Regions from separate parts of the Homo sapiens genome. Here region 2 is linked to region 1. A link is an interaction called in ENCODE POLR2A ChIA-PET data of the cell type or tissue named here. Cell type or tissue: B cell. All regions are shown on one strand.

Region 1 (5,000 bases):
AAATACACTAAAAAGAAAACTAATGTCACCCATAACCCCACTATTCAGAGATAATGGCTATTAACCATTTTGGTGTTTTTATTTCTATCTCTCTCTCTCTGCGCGCGCACGCGTGTGTGTGTGTGTGTGTGTGTGTGTTATTGTTGTTGTTGCATTCTAATGGAAGCAACGACGGAGACTCTCAGGCAGTGACGTGGAAGTTAGTTGGGGGCTGGGTGTTGGTAGGGACAGAAAGACAAAATGTCATTTTGGAGCCTTACCATCTAGTTGGTAAGTATCATGAGATCCATTTTACAGATATGGACTCTTTCCTAGTCACAGCTAATAAGCGAGGGAGCTGAGATTTCACCCTAAGCTGTTGTGGTTAAAGCCCGCACGGCTCTGCTTTTAAGTAGAGGGCTGCTTGCATTTTAGAAAAGACAGATGTTGTCTTGTTCAGTTCCTAACTATTCCCCCACTGAATTTTTTATATCAGTGGCATCCGACACACAGAAGGAGTTCAGTAACTGCTGATTGAGCTGACTTTGCAGACAGACAGAGGTGTTAATCTGAGAATTGCCCGGGAGACATTCATATAGAATAGAAACTGGACTTGCATTGGCTGCATTTCTGTAATGATCTCCCTTTAATTCAGTCTTTTGGAACCTCAAAACCCTTTGCAAGCTGGGCCAACTCTATCAATTATGTAATTAAAACCCTCTTTAAAACCACATGATTAGCCTAGAAGAGATGCTTCAGGATATCTGGTTCACACTTTTGGCTGAAAGATTCTTGCACTCAGAGCAGACTTATTGTCCTTTCTGTCTGGATGAAAAGACAAGGCAGGGGCTGTAACAGAGCCTCATTCCTCTGAGAACACCTGCACCAATAGAAAATTGTCTAAGTGTCTTTTAACTGAGATAAACCTACAATAAATTGGGGTTTGCATTTACCATTGGGCTCAACTTTGTTTTTGCCTGAGTTACTTTCCCCCTGCTGAGCTCGCTCTTTCTTTCCAGCTTTTTCCTCTTACTCATTCATCTCATCTCCACCTAAATTTGTATATCTATTGAGTTCTGAGAATAAGACCCCTCAAACATTGAATGCATGCTATTTAGGTTGGGAAAGTCAAATGCTTTTCCACACAGGGCTTTAATGAATAGAAGGCTTAAGTAGTTGACTGAGTGTAGTTGGTTGTTTCCTCTTCTCTGTCCTTCAGTTACTGGGAAGCTTTTAGCTCTGGGATTTTACAGGGGCATCTTTGCCCCCAGAGGGGCAAGGAGAGTCAGGGCTCTTTACTGAAGTATGTTAATTAAATGGTTGAGCCCAGGAGGTTGAGGAGCAAACACATGTAAGTCTCTAGATTCATAAGCATCAATAGGCCTGGCCTGTCTGCTGGATTTACCCTTTAGTCATCCATTAAGCATTTTTTGGTGCTATTTGCCAATTAGGTTTCATCTGCAGTATCTCTTGTAGTTAAAGATGCTTGGGGGAGGGGGCATTTATTTTGTTCCTGTTTTTTCTTAAATGTCTTAAGAGCTCTTTCAAGCCTCTAGAAACCAGCCATTTAAACACAAGTGATTTCGTTTCACTCTGGACATGGAGTGAAAGCTTCTATCCACAGTGACCAGATGGGCTTTGGGATAGAGTATTGGACAGTAAGCAGACAAGGAGCCACTGGTAAACAGCTTTTGACACAACAGTTTTGGTTGTCATAGTGACTGCTTGGGTCAACCCAGCTCTTCATCGTCAGAAGCATCGAATGTCAGAAATTCAAAAAGAGCAAAGCCCAATAACATTGAACCACAGCACTTCCTGGCCATTGCAGCAGGTAGCCACCTGTCTCTTCTGTCTTTATGCTTGCTTGTGCATTCAGCTGATTTATTATTTACAGTGGCAGAAAAATGCCCATGTTACTTTATTATTATATAAATACAGTCTTAGCAAAGATAATTTTAGAAAGATAGTTCATCTGTTGATTGCTTTTTTGATTAATTTCCCCAATATTTATCAAATGCTCAAGATGAACCAGGCCCTGTGTGGCCTGTGTGGGAGAGAGAGGTAAACAACAGAGAGAGAGGGAGTTCCAGCCCTTATGGAGCTGATGTCTTGTATGAAAGACAGACATTAAACAAGTAAACACACAAAGAAGTGGCCTCCAAGCTGCAAGCTGAAGTGAGCAGGAGTTAGCCAGGTGAAGAGGAGGGGAAACAGCTTGTAAGGCAGAAAGCACCGCAGATGCCAAAGCCTCATGGGGGCAGAACCTCAGAGCATTTGGGGCCTGGCCAAATGCCAGAGTGACCGAAGCATGGTGAGCAAGGGTGAGGGGGGAGACCAGACAGGCTTCTGTTGGCAGGGTTGAGTAATAATTAACCATGGAAGTCTTCTGACCTCTTGCCTCCATATTCTTCTTATCCCTTCGCACATTTCTATTGCTTTGTCTTTCAGCTTCAGCTTTCTTTTCCAACTGTTGTTTGGGAGCTGGCATGAGGACTTAGATCCTGGAGGTACCAAGGGATTTAAAGCCTGCACTGACAAGTTTATCAAGGAAATATATTTAAAAATGTCCTACCAATAAACAAAGACAAATCTTCTGATGTTCAGGCACAGCACCAATATTCAGGAATAAACTGGAAGTGCATAAATGAGACAGTGAGGCAGAGTAAAACTAGCATGGGATTGGAAATCCCCAGACAGCGGATCTTTTTGTGGATTTACCTGTAACTCTCCTTCAACCTCAGGAAGTCAGCTGGTTTCTATGAATCTCAGTTTCCACTAATATAAATGAAGGAGGTTGGAGACTAGAGCATCTCTAAGTGGCTTTTCCAACTTTAAAATTCATTCTATGGCTCTTTAGTGTTTGATAGAAGGAAATAGTAACTAACACATTGAATATTTACTATGGCAGTTTACATATGTTAGTTCACTTAATTCTATTTACCCTAGGATTCAGGTATTACTACCTCTGTTTTACAGATGAGGAAATTGAGCCTTAATGAGGTTTAGTAACCTGGAAAGATTTACAGCTAGTAGGTGGTGGGGTGCTGAGTTGAGAGGCTGAGTTGAGAGGGTCTGTCTGATCCTATAGCCCATGCTCTTTGCATGGTAAGTACTGGAAAGTAAACAGCCATCTCGGAGTATAGATGAGTGTAAATAATTAGGCAATAAGCATTCTTTGAAGTCCAGTTTCACACCAGTCCCATGGAGTCGATCACATGGAATGAAAATAGTTGCATGACTATTTAAGCGTATCCAGCTAACACTGGTCCTGAAAGGAACTATAAAATAGGCCTCTCCTAATTTCTGTTTTGCCTTCCAAATAATTCAATATTCTTATGTCATCCTCATCCTTCCCCTTAGGGAAGAAGTCATCTGATCAATTGTTCTCTTCCTGTTGAGGAGGAGTAACACATTCCATTATTAGGTGCCTGATAAACATGTAATGAATGAATGGTTCATCATTACCAGTATCATAAGAATATACAGTATGTGTGAAGTCATCCAAAATACAAATTTGAATGTTATGTGAACTTTAATGCAATTTAAAAATAATTTTAATTGAAGTTAAAAAGTCTACTATTTAGTTGGCTATAGATTCACCAAGCTCAGGCTGAAAGGAATTGCAACAATCATCTGAGTTGGCACTGTCTAATAGAAATAATGACTCAGGGCTGGGTGCGGTGGCTCATGCCTGTAATCCCAGCACTTTGGGAGGCCGAGGTGGGTGGATCACCTGAGGTTGGGAGTTTGAGACCAGCCTGACCAATATGATGAAACCCCGTCTCTACTAAAAATACAAAAATTAGCTGGGCATGGTGGCATGCACCTGTAATCCCAGCTACTCGGGAGGCTGAGACAGGAGAATTGCTTGAACCCGGGAGGCAGAGGTTGCAGTGAGCCAAGATCATGCCATTGTACTCCAGCCTGGGCAACAAGAGTGAAACTCCATCTAAAATAATAATAATAAAAAAGAAATAATGACTCAGCTACTCAGGAGACTGAGGTGGGAGGATTGCTTGAGCCCGGGAGGTGGAGGTTGCAGTGAGCCAGATTGCACCACTGCACTCCAGCCTGGGTGACAGAGAGAAACCCCAACTTCAAAAAAAAAAAAAAGATTATGAAAGAAACATATGTAATTTTAATTTTTCTAGTAGCTACATTAAAAAAGTGAAAAAGGGGTAAAATTAATTTTAATAATATACTTCATTTAACCTAATATGTCAAAAAATTACCATTTCAACATGTAATCATTATAAAATTTTGAATTAGGCTTGCTATTAAAATCCTATTAAAATTCGAGGACCCCTTAATTTGTGGCTCATCTATAAAGTCTTCCCTGACTACTCTCCCTCTATACTGTGTAAGATTTACTTAGGCTAACAGTTGGGTTTTTTAATTATTTTTAAAATTTTTACTGAGACAGGGTCTCCTTCTGTTGCCCAGCTGGAGGGCTCAGTAACACAGCTCACTGCAACCTTGACCTCCTGGGCTCAAGCAATCCTCCCACCTCAGCCTCCTAAGTAGCTAGAACAACGGGCATGCACCAATGCGTCACCACGCCCATCTAATTTTTTCATTTTTTGTAGAGATAAGGTCTCATTATGTTGCCAGGGCTGGTCTCAAATTCCTGGGCTCAAGCAGTCCTCTTGCCTCAGCCTCCCAAAGTGCTGGGATTACAGGCTTGAGCCACCGTGCCCAGCCCTAACAGCCCAATTTTAAAGTTGAGTAGTTTAATTTACCTCATTTGACATAAAGTTCTCCCTTATTTTGAAGTTTTAAGCAATTAATTGAAAACATGTCAGAGTCTTAAACATGTTATGAAAGGATAGCTAGTTAAATGATTTCATTCAATCCTCAGAATTACCACCAGCCAGCCATTTTGAATTCATCGGCTCTTCGGCAAATTGCAGAAGGCACCAGTATCTCTGAAATGTGGCAAAATGACTTACAGCCATTGCTGATAGAGCGATACCCGGGATCCCCTGGAAGCTATGCTGCTCGTCAGGTGAGAACATGGGACA
Region 2 (5,000 bases), 62 kb before region 1:
AGAATAATTTCTTTGGCTAATGCTTCTGAAATATAAATATTTTAAGCCTATATATAATAACAAAAACAGACATAAATTTTAATTAGGGAAAACACCTAATCCTACCTTTACACTGCATTCCTTGGCGAAAGAGGCCTTTCAGTAACCGCTTGCAGTACTGACATATCGTGGGACGGGTGTAAGAGTGAACAGCAAATGTGTGTGGAACTTTCACTCTGCACATTACCATCTTTTCCATCCAGATTGGGCGACCACTCCAAGAAGGAATTCTCTTACTTGGTTCCTGGTGGACATGTGACTATAACATAAGTAATTTTCATAAGTGTAAGTCAATATTAAAAACAGAGTAGTGGGAGCAGAGCTTAACCACAAGAATCATTTATTTCAAACACTAAAGCCAAAAAACTCTAAAAATGTTGTTCTCAGCAGTTTCCTTTGCAATGTTTAATTTACCAATCTTTGAATGAGAAAAATGCAGATTCTTTTTGCTAATATTTATGCTTAAAAACATCTAAGATATGTTAATTCTCAGGTATATATTCACTGATGATTATTTGCCAGGCACATTTCAGCACTTTACAAATCAAATACACAAACTTTAAAACAAATAAATGAAGAAAGTATTATTGCTGCTCATTTTGCATTACTGAATGTGACATCTGAATATATTTTGAAACACATTTTAGATTTTCAAATTTATCTTAATACTAAAATATATACATACATTTTAAGTCTAATTAATAATGATAAACAATGGCAGATACAAAACTAATTAAAACAAGTTTCAGTAATTCAGCTTTAAGAAGAAGTAAACTTTGTTTACCCATTTTGGAGACTATTCCAGAACCTAGCTAGTTGGTTTTCTGCCTGGTCTTCTGGCCAGGCGTGGTGGCTCACGCCTGTAATCCTAACACTTTGGGAGGCCGAGGTGGGCGGATCACCTGAGGTCAGGAGTTCAAGACCAGCCTGACCAACATGGAGAAACCCCGTCTCTACTAAAAATACAAAATTAGCCAGGCGTGGGGGTGCATGCCTGTAATCCCAGCTACTCGGGAGGCTGACGCAGAAGAATCGCTTGAACCCAGGAGGTGGAGGTTCCGGTAAGCCGAGATCATGCCATTGGACTCCAGCCTGGGCAACAAGAGCGAAACTCCATCTCAAAAAAAAAAAAAAAAAAAAAAAAAAAAAAAAAAAAAGAAAAAGAAAAAGAAAAAGAAAAATACCTGCCTACACTATCAATCTGAGGCATTTTATAGTGCTCTTCTCCAACCAGTTGTTTTGTCCTTTTCTTTTCCTTTTCTTCCCTTTTTTTTCTTTTTTCTCCTCCCCTTACTTCTCCCTTGCACTTCTCTGTCTCTTGTTTTTTTCTGACTTCTTTTCCTTCCCTTGGTTGAACATATTAATGTAGAATTACCCAACTTCTCTGAATTACAAACATGACTAGTTATAGAAGGCAGCTGAAAGATCTCAGGACATCAGTTCTGGCAGTGAGGATGCAAGCAGGTACAGCAAAATCTGTTCATATAGCTAGATGGTAGTTGGGTATTAGGATTTTGTGCTTGAGTATTTGGATTATGTTTTATTCAATTTTGTGTCCCTAGTATATAACAGGGCCTGGCATACAATAATCGGTGAATGTGTGTTGAATGAATGAAATGAGCCACATTGAACTGGGTGATCTATAATTTAGTTTGATTATTCCCTTCATATAGAAAGGGTCATAGTTACCAAAATCTACTTACCCCTCAGGTTACAAAAATTTTTAATTCATGCCTTCTTTAATTTTGCTTTTTGTTCACCTGGTAGAAAAACCCAAACAGTTGGAAAATAAAGTTCTTCTTTTTGAGACTATGCTTGAACTGACTAAAGTAAACCCTGAAAGCCCTTCCATGCTACAAGTTCTACTTGTTTAAAAATACCCTGAACAATCTAACCAATTCAGACATGTAACTGCACTTCTTATACTTCCCTAAGGAGCTTTCATGTTCAAGATAAAATATAAACTAATGAAAAATGTAACACCTTATCCACTTGCTCTGTCCTTCTGCTATTTCCTAATCTAGTAATACTCAACTGGGCATAGGTGGCGTAACAGCATCATTTGTGGGGCTCTTGACATACCTCTATTCTACTGTCCTCATTCCTAGGTAAGTTCTCTGTGCAGTTCAGTGTATAAGATGCACTAACTTTTTCCTACTAATCTTTTCCAGGCTCTTCTGTAGGTTTATACCAACCCCTCATTTTCAGTCCTTTATGCCGCAGCACTCTTTTTATCCTTTAAAAATCTCACACTAGGGCTAAGCAGTAAGAGAAGATGGAATTTTTGTGAAAGGATTTCAAAAGCTTTTACTCTGGTGTCTTAACTTAGCAAAATATTATGATCACAGTACCAAGACAAGGCCTTGATTTTGCCATTAATTTACAGAAGATCAGAGAAGTTACAGAAAAAACTAAATAATAAGATTACAACCTACAGATGGAAGTCATTTCAAATACTATGAAATGTACAAGGGAGTTATTTCTTTTTTCCTGGATCTACTGCCTTTGCCCTTGAGAGGTACACTGTATTAGGAAAAAAAATCACTGATTTATTAATAATGAGATCTGGGTTTAATTCCACTATCTCTTACTAATTTGCTCTCTGACTTCACACAAGTCACTTAGCTGCTCTGTGTCTCAACTGTCTCATCTGTATACAGATCTGCAGATAGCAGTGCCTCATGCCTGCGATCCCAGAACTTTGGGAGGCCGAGGCGGGCAGATCACGAGGTCAGGAATTCAAGACCAGCCTGTCCAACATGGTGAAACCTCATCTCTACTAAACATACAAAAATCAGCTGGGTGTAGTGGCACGCATCTGTAATCCCCGCTACTTGGGAGGCTGAGGCAGGAGAATTGCTTGAACCCAGGAGGCGGAGGTTGCAGTGAGCAGAGACCGTGCCACTGCACTCCAGCCTGGGCGACAGAGCAAGACTCCATCTCAAAAAAACAAAAATTAAAAAAAAAATTAAAAAAAAAAAAGATTTAAGTATGGAGACCAGGAGCCAGGATACTGACTAGAAGGCTAAAGCAGTGGTACAAGCCATAATACCATCCCAAGGTGTACAAAATGCAATTCATTACTACCGGTAAGTCCTGTCTCCATTACTACATTTTATGTTTCTTAAGTGTAGGAACATTACCATTCTTTAGCATATAAATTATGTTCTAGAGTGATGTCATACACCCTGTAGAAACACAGAGAATAACTACTACTAAAATGTCTATTACCTTAGAATACGTACCTCTTCACTGGGAAGGGCTACATATTCAGGCTGTAGGGGTCTTGGAACTGAGAGGCCGGGTCCTGGTAAAGATACATTTGACAGACGTCTCTTTCTTACTCCACTACAGTTATTTGGAATCTTGAAGGCACATCGTTTATGGTAATTTAATCCACAGCCTAAACATATTTTACAAGGTAAAATATAAGATTTAAAAAAAAATTTACTATTTAAGTGTGATACATAAAAACCACTGCTTCTTTTATTTAACATATTTTCTGTTAGCCATACCTATCCTAATTAAGAACCCAGACAGCAGGCTAAGTGGAAGCTAATGAATTCAAGAAGAAAAGGAAATGTGTAAAAAGGATAAGTCAGCTAGGGCAGTGGTTCTTGAAGTGTGGTCCCTAAGGCAACCACCTGGAAATTTGTTAGAAATGTAAATTACAAGGCTCCACCCCAGATCTACTGAATTAGAAACTACGGGGATGAGGCCCAGCAAAGTGTGTTTTACGATGCACAATACAGTTTGAGAACCACTGCCTTAAAGCACTAGTTAGCAAACTATGGCCTCTGTACCAAATTCCTCCTGTGACATGAAAATTTTATGAAACTCAAATTTCAATGTCCCTAAATAAAGTTTTATTGGAACACAACCATATCTATTCGTTTACATATTGTCTATGATTGGTTTCATACTGTAATAGCAGAGTTAAATCATGACAGAGACCATATGGCCAACAAAGTCTAAAACATTTACTCTCTGTCCCTTTACAGAAAAAGTTGATTGACCCTCCACCTTAGAAGACTGTTTCTTCATCAGAAATGTGCACCTGTGTCCTACTCCTAGCAATTCTAATTCAGAACAAATTTGACAATTTAGTTGTATGTAAGAGACAACTTTTTTTTTTTGAGACAGAGTTTCGCTCTTTCACCCAGGCTGGAGTGCAATGGTGCAATCTCGGCTCCCTGCAACCTCCGTCACCCAGGCAGGTTCAAGCGATTCTCCTGCCCCAGCCTCCCGAGTAGCTGGGATTACAGGCATCCGCCACCACGCCCGGCTAAGTTTTTGTATCTTTAGTAGAGACAGGGTTTCGCCATGTTGGCCAGGCTGGTCTCAAACTCCTGACCTCAGGTGATCCACCAGCCTCGGCATCCCAAAGTGCTAGGATTACAGGTGTGAGCCACCGTGCCTGGCCAAGAAAACTTTTAAAAACAAAAAACAACATGAATATTTATGGAGCCATTATTTTGTACTAAATATTTAACCCTATTACCTGATTTAACCGTTTACTCTTTATGAAACCAGTGGGGCAGAATGTATTTTACGAGAAATTAATCTTAAGAGGTTTAGTAATTTGCCCAAGAATATGAAGTAGGTGGCAGAGATAAAATGAGAGTCCTGATCTCTCCAATTCTAAATCCTCGTTACCACCCTAGTCAACAGCTCGTCATCTTGCTTTTTCACTGATAATAAAAAATGCAAATGTGGAATCTTATTTCAAATGACCACAAAAATTTTAGAACACACACCTTCACATTTCAGTCCTTGACGTACCAATCCCCAGAGCATCTCACCACAGTAATCACAGAAAGTAGGAGCTTTGTAAGAATGTACATAGAGAGTATGTGGACGAATCTGGAAGTCTTCTACTGTGGCTAAAGCTTTAAAAAAGAAAAGTATTACAATACACGTTGTATTTGTACTGCGATGAGATTAAGAATGCTCACACATTC

The links. Peaks named below come from ENCODE experiments on the same cell type or tissue, not always from the same donor. Only the 100,000 strongest peaks of a DNase experiment are listed, where the experiment ranks them.
Region 2: POLR2A ChIA-PET joins it to region 1 with 6 read pairs; 3 of 35 experiments call an interaction of 5 or more read pairs at or near these places.

The regions. Positions count from the first base shown.
Region 1 is chr2:37,347,952-37,352,951 of GRCh38, forward strand. It overlaps QPCT (glutaminyl-peptide cyclotransferase), which reads left to right. Exons shown (of 7, transcript NM_012413.4): 2 at 4,838-4,984. Among named protein-coding and RNA genes, the nearest start is that of QPCT, 5.8 kb to the left of the region's middle. In B cell, no CTCF peak of the experiment used is centred here; DNase peaks (open chromatin) are centred at 1,570 and 2,240; H3K4me3 peaks cover 671 bases; H3K27ac peaks cover 1,392 bases; H3K27me3 peaks cover 361 bases.
Region 2 is chr2:37,286,072-37,291,071 of GRCh38, forward strand. PRKD3 (protein kinase D3) reads right to left here. Exons shown (of 19, transcript NM_005813.6): 4 at 4,797-4,928; 5 at 3,285-3,442; 6 at 106-298. Among named protein-coding and RNA genes, the nearest start is that of PRKD3, 36 kb to the right of the region's middle. In B cell, no CTCF peak of the experiment used is centred here; a DNase peak (open chromatin) is centred at 2,080.